2 separate regions of the Homo sapiens genome follow, and region 2 is linked to region 1. The links are chromatin loops, found by intact Hi-C in ENCODE. Cell type or tissue: HCT116. All regions are shown on one strand. Each heading gives the region's core, and the rest is flanking DNA. Links, peaks and the distances in the headings are about the cores only. Region 1 overlaps MAP4 (microtubule associated protein 4). Region 2 overlaps MAP4 (microtubule associated protein 4).

Region 1 (2,914 bases), core at 261-2,760:
TCTGAACCTTTGGAATTTCTATCTTGAGCATTTTGGTCCTCACAAAAACTGAGCTTTTGTGCTTTGTCTTCCAGTAAGTCAGGAATCTGAACTGCAACAGACCCTTCTTTAGTCTCTTTCTCTTCATTCACTGGATGTGCTGGGAAATTACCTCTATCTGCATATCCTTCTAGGGCTCTGGCCTCTCCTGGTAGGCTCTGGTCTTCTACTGGCACTCCAGGAAGGAGGTGACCTTTTGCTAGCTCTGTGACTTTCTCTACTGAATGCTTAGACGCACCACTGTGCACTGACTCAGATTCTCCTATCACATGCCCTTCATCGATCCCTGCTTCATTTTTCATGGAATCAGCAAGCTCAGCTTTATTCTTAAGAGAGTGATCTCCATGAATGTTAACTGTTTCTATGGCTGTTGTAATAGGTAGAGCAACTCCTCCTGTGCTTGTAGAGGGCACAACAGCAGAGGGACCCTTGGGTCTTTCTTGACCTGGGACTCCATCTTTGGTGTAGTTATCTACCATTAATGATTTGGAAATCTGGGCTGGGGCTATCTCTTGCCCATTTTTTGCCAAGGTATCTGGAAAGGAATCACCTTCCTTTACTACTTGAGGAGTAGGAGTGGGCAGTTTTTCACAGGCTGCTGATTCCAGAACCTCTAGAGGAGATGATTTATTTATCAGCTCTGATGGTGTTCTGGGACAGGTAAATGTAATATTTCTATTTTCGTCCATATAGGCCATTCCTTCAATTCCCTGGTCCCCTGTGGTTTCCATGGGAACATGTATTTTTGTTGCATCTATCTTATTCTCCAGAATGTGCTTCTCAGGAGAACTATTTTTAACCTTTTTACTTTTTCCATCATTACTCCTTTTACTTGGTTTGTCAGCCACTGCAGTGTATCTATTGGCTGCATCTGTCTTATTCTCCTCAGATACTACTGAAGGAACAAATCCTGCCCCCTGGATTTGCTCTTGGCAGCTCACATCTGTCACCTTGGCAGGTGGTTCAGTAACAGTAGAAGCCTTGACTGTGCTTATCTTGTTTTCCCCAAGAGTCCCAAGCTCAACAAAATTAACCTGAAAATTTCCACCCTTCCTGTCAACTGCTTCCACTGTGGGTGTATCTGGTGTATGTGAGAACGAAGAATCATGCATTTTGGGGAAAGTAAATCCTATTTCCTTGCTTTTATGGGGAATACTACCAGTATCTCCATCCTTCCCTTCAAAAGGTGGGTTAAGGATTTCTTCCTTCCTCTCCATTCTAGCAGGCTGTGTGGAATAATTATTTTTAAACTTTTTGCTTTTGCCTTCATTGCCTCTCTTTTTAGGCTTTTCAGAAATCCAGGGAGCTGCCTCATGATCCTTCCATGGACACCTTCCTTCCTTGCTCTGGTTATTGACACCCATATCTTTGACTACATCTCCTGTTTCTGTGCTAACACCAGAAGTCTGAGTCATGCCTGATCCACTTTCCAAAGGAATCAATGCCTGCATGGTGCCTGCCACCTTAGGCTGAGTCATCTCTTTAGGCTCCCCCATCACCACTGCCTCCGTGAGATCAGCCTTAGTGCCTGGTTGCTTTGAAGAATTCAGCCCCAGCTCCTCACTCTTATCCTGAGTAGTCATTCCTTCAGTTTTAGAGACTGGCTCACTCGGTATGAGAACAGCCCTTCCGTCCTTCTGGCTGTCCAGAAGAAATGGCAGCTCAGATTTTGCTTTTACCTTCCCAGAATCTGTTCTCATTTTCCCAGAACTTCCCCTTCCCTTCCTGCTTTTGCCATCACCTGCCATTCTCTTAAATGGTTCATTCTCTACCCCAGGGACCTGTACCAACACTTGGCCCTGCAGCTGCTCAGAAGTAAAGATGCTGATCTCTTGTCTTTCGTTGGGAAAAGCTTCCTTTTTTAGTTCTTTATCCTCTTCAGCTCCTTCAGGAAACTCCTTCAGTTTGACATTCTGCAGTTTAGTCATTTTACTTTCATTATTCCCTTCTTTTAGATTACATTCTAATGGATTACTTGCTATCAAAGTGGGTACCAAATTTGGTATTTCTTTTGCTGCTGTGGGTTTTGAAACTACACCCATAACCTCTTGGTCCAAGAAAGGAGAGCAACCCTCTTTAAGTCTGATATCCAAAGGGGTTTCTACATTGTATGCAGAAACTTCTGCTAGGGGTCCTTTCAGATTGAGAGGGCCTACTGACTGGCTTTTATCTACAGGAGTCTTCAGGTGGGGTGCAGGCTGTGGTTTGTATTCATGTTGCTTCAGCAATTTCTTGTCTTGGTTTTGTAGTACTGACTTGTTACTTTTGCTCTCTTCCTCTACTCTCAGCTTAGACTGAGAACTTATTGCAGTTTTGGGGGCTTCTTCAGAAGGATATAAAGGAATTCTGAGACTCTCTGAGACAAAGTTCTCAGCTACCAGTCTGGCTGCACTGGAGTTAACTAAACATTCCCTTTTCAAGTTTTCTCCAGATACAAGTCCATATTCTGTACCCATAGTGGTAGGCTGGCTGGGGAGAACACCTGATTTTTGTGTGTCAGCTGCAAATGGATGACCTTTAGGCTTATCTGCATTGTCATCATCCGAAGGTCCTCCAGCCCGTGGTTGAGAATATCTCTTTTGCTTTGGTTTCTTCTTCTTTTTCTTCATCATTATTGGTGTGCTTTCTATATCCCAGGCCTCCCTGCCAAGATCCCTCTGGGGTTCAAGTGAGTCAACATGAATACTTTTTCTTTGGTTCCCAGGCCCACCACAGGAGGATGAACCAGAGACCCAACCTGACTCAGACAAAGAGCAGTGGCCCAGCCTGTGATCAAGAGTCTTCCATGGAGGAGAGCCTCCCAGCAGCTCAGGAGGGACCCTGGCAGGCTTGGGCCGGGTTGACCTGCGGTCACTGGGTCTGCAAACTTGTTTGG
Region 2 (2,914 bases), core at 147-2,646, 73 kb after region 1:
TTTTTGTTTGAGACAGAGTCTAGCTCTATCGCCAAGACTGGAGTGCAGTGGCGCAATCTTGGCTCACTGCAACCTCTGTCTCCCGGGTTCAAGCAATTCTCCTGTCTCAACATCCCAAGTAGCTGGTAGCTGGGACTACAGGCGTGCGCCACCACTCTCAGCTAATTTTTTTATCTTCATTAGAGACAGGTTTTCACCATATTGGCCAGGCTGATGTCAAACTCCCGACCTCAAGTGATCTGCCTGCCTCAGCCTCCCAAAGTGATAGAATTACAGGCATGAGCCATGGCACCCGGCAAAGATTTTGACTTAATTTTTAAGAGAGAGGGTTTTGCTCTGTTGCCCAGGCTGGAATGCAGTGGTATAATCACACCTCACTGTAACCTCAAAATGCTGGGTTCAAATGATCCTCCTCCCTCAGCCTCCCAAGTATATGGTGACAACAGGTGTGCACCGCCACAGTTGGCTTATTTATTTATTTATTTATTTATTTAATTTGAGACTGAGTCTCCCTCTGTCACCCAGGCTGGAGTGCAGTGGCACAATCTCAGCTCACTGCAACCTCTGCCTCCCAGGTTCAAGCGATTCTCATGCCTCAGCCTCCTGAGTAGCTGGGGCTACAGGCATGTGCCACCATGCCCGGCTAATTTTTTGTATTTTTAGTAGAAACAGGATTTCACCGTGTTGGCCAGGCTGGTCTCTAACTCCTGACCTCAGGTGATCCACCTGCTTCGGCCTCCCAAAGTGCTGGGATTACAGGAGTGAGCCACCACGCCCAGACAATTCTATTTGTATAAAGACAGGGTCTCACTAAGTTGCTCAGGCTGGTCTCAAACTCCTGGGCTCAAGTGGTACTCCTGCCTCAGTCTCCCAAGTAGCTGGGACTACAGGCGTGAGCCACCATGATCAGCCTCGTCCACTGAGCTTTAATTCAATGCTACTTTATTTATTTTGTTGCTCAAATTTTTCCAGTGTTGGCTATTGGGAACTCTTTCAGTTGACTCCTGTGTCCCTCTGACACACTATCTCTGTCATTGTGGGCTTTGGAGCATAACTCCAACAGTCTTTTTATAAATGATCTGTGCAATTAAAGGTAATTTTTTTTTCCAGTGAAGGGCATAAATAATGAGATTTAATTGCGAATAATATGCATAATGGAAGTCTCATTTGCACATATCTGTTTACTTTCTCCCTGCCTTTCCTCCTGCCTCAGCCTCCTGAGTAGTTAAGACTACCACCACACCCAGTTAATTTTTTATTTTTTTTTTCTTTGTAGAGATGCAGTCTTGCTGTGTTGCTGGGGCTGGTATCAAACTCCTGGCTTCAAGTACTCTTCCCGCCTCTGCCTCCCAAAGAGCTAGGATTACAAGTGTGAGTCACCATGCCCGGCCTCCCTGGTATTTTTGACCTAAAATGTGCAAAAGGGAATTTCTGATTCATAAAATGTGACTTTCATATAAGATGCAGCAGAACACATTTCAACTGGCTTGGAAACCAGAAAATTATTCAAAAGCTATTTGCTTAGATACTAAAATAGTAGGTGAAAGTTGGATTAGATACAGGATACATACATAGCCTCAAAATATCTCCTCACAAATTACTTATTCATTACAAGGAGAAAAATATAAATTTTACAGTAAAGAGGCTGGGCGTGGTGGCTCATGCCTGTAATCCTAGCACTTTGGGAGGGTGGGGAGAGCAGATGGCTTGAGCCCAGGAGTTCAAGACCAGCCTGGGTAACATCACAAAACCCTGTCTCTATTAAAAAAAAAAAAATACACAAATTAACCAGGTGGCCAGGGGTGGTGGCTCAGCACTTTGGGAGACCGAGGCAGGCAGATCACATGAGGTCAGGAGTTCGAGACTAGCCTGGCCAATATGGTGAAAACCTGTCTCTAATAAAGATACAAAAATTAGCCAGGTGTGGTGGCACGCACCTGTAATCCCAGCTACTCAGGAGGCTGAGGCAGGAGAATCACTTGAACCCAGAAGGCGGAGGTTGCAGTGAGCCGAGATCATGCCACTGCCCTCCAGACTGGGAGACAAAGTGAGACCCCGTCTTAAAAAAAATTAAAAAATAAAAATAAAAATTAGGCTGGGGGGTGGCTCATGCCTGTAATCCCAGCACTTTGGGAGGCAGAGGTGGGTGAATCACCTGAGGTCAGGAGTTTGAGACCAGCCTGGCCAACGTGGTGAAACCCCATCTCTACCAAAAATACAAAAATTAGCCAGGCATGGTGGTGCATGCCTGTAATCCCAGCTACTCGGGAGGCTGAGGCAGGAGGATCACCTGAACCTGGGAGGCGGAGGTTGCAGTGAGCCAAGATGGTGCCACTGCACTCCAGTCTGGGCAACAGAGCAAGACTTTGTCAAAAAAAAAAATTAACCAGGCATGGTGGTGCATGCCTGCAGTCCCAGCTACTTGGGAGGCTGAGGCTGGAAGACTGCTTGAGCCTGGGGAGGTCAAGGCTGCAGGGAGCCAAGATTGTGCCACTGCACTCCAGCTAGGGTGACAGAGTAAGGCCCTGTCTCTAAATAAATAAATGCTTTTTTTTAATTGGAAAAAAATTACAGTAAAGAAAACAGGCAGACACTAACAAGTGATGAAAGTTATTATCACCAATAATGTGATTTAGTGACATCATGTGCTTCCTGATGTGGTGCACTTAGGACACATCATATTTACATAGTACTACTGCCAAAAATGTGGAACTTGAATCTAATTATGAGGAAATGCCAGGCAAACCCAAATTAGGGGACTTCTAAAAAATAACTTGCCCATACTATTCAAAATATTAAGGTCATGAAAGACAAAGAAGAGTTGAGGAACTGTTCCAATTAAAGAAGACTGAAGAGACATGAAAACTAACGTGATTCCAGATTTAATTGCAGACAAGAAGAAAAAAATGAGAAA

The links. A loop is a pair of places that touch in the nucleus more often than their neighbours do. Peaks named below come from ENCODE experiments on the same cell type or tissue, not always from the same donor. Only the 100,000 strongest peaks of a DNase experiment are listed, where the experiment ranks them.
Region 2: it touches region 1 in a loop (2.4-fold over the local background); 5 of 110 quality-filtered maps call a loop at or near these places.

What each region holds. Positions count from the first base shown.
Region 1 is chr3:47,909,472-47,912,385 of GRCh38, forward strand. MAP4 (microtubule associated protein 4) reads right to left here. Exons shown (of 21, transcript NM_001385682.1): 9 at 1-2,914. Among named protein-coding and RNA genes, the nearest start is that of MIR1226, 61 kb to the left of the region's middle. In HCT116, for the core only: no CTCF peak of the experiment used is centred there; a DNase peak (open chromatin) is centred at 1,500; H3K4me3 peaks cover 996 bases; H3K27ac peaks cover 1,484 bases.
Region 2 is chr3:47,982,907-47,985,820 of GRCh38, forward strand. The region is part of intron 2 of MAP4 (microtubule associated protein 4); the gene reads right to left. Among named protein-coding and RNA genes, the nearest start is that of MAP4, 32 kb to the right of the region's middle. In HCT116, for the core only: no CTCF peak of the experiment used is centred there; a DNase peak (open chromatin) is centred at 1,385; H3K4me3 peaks cover 791 bases; H3K27ac peaks cover 1,551 bases.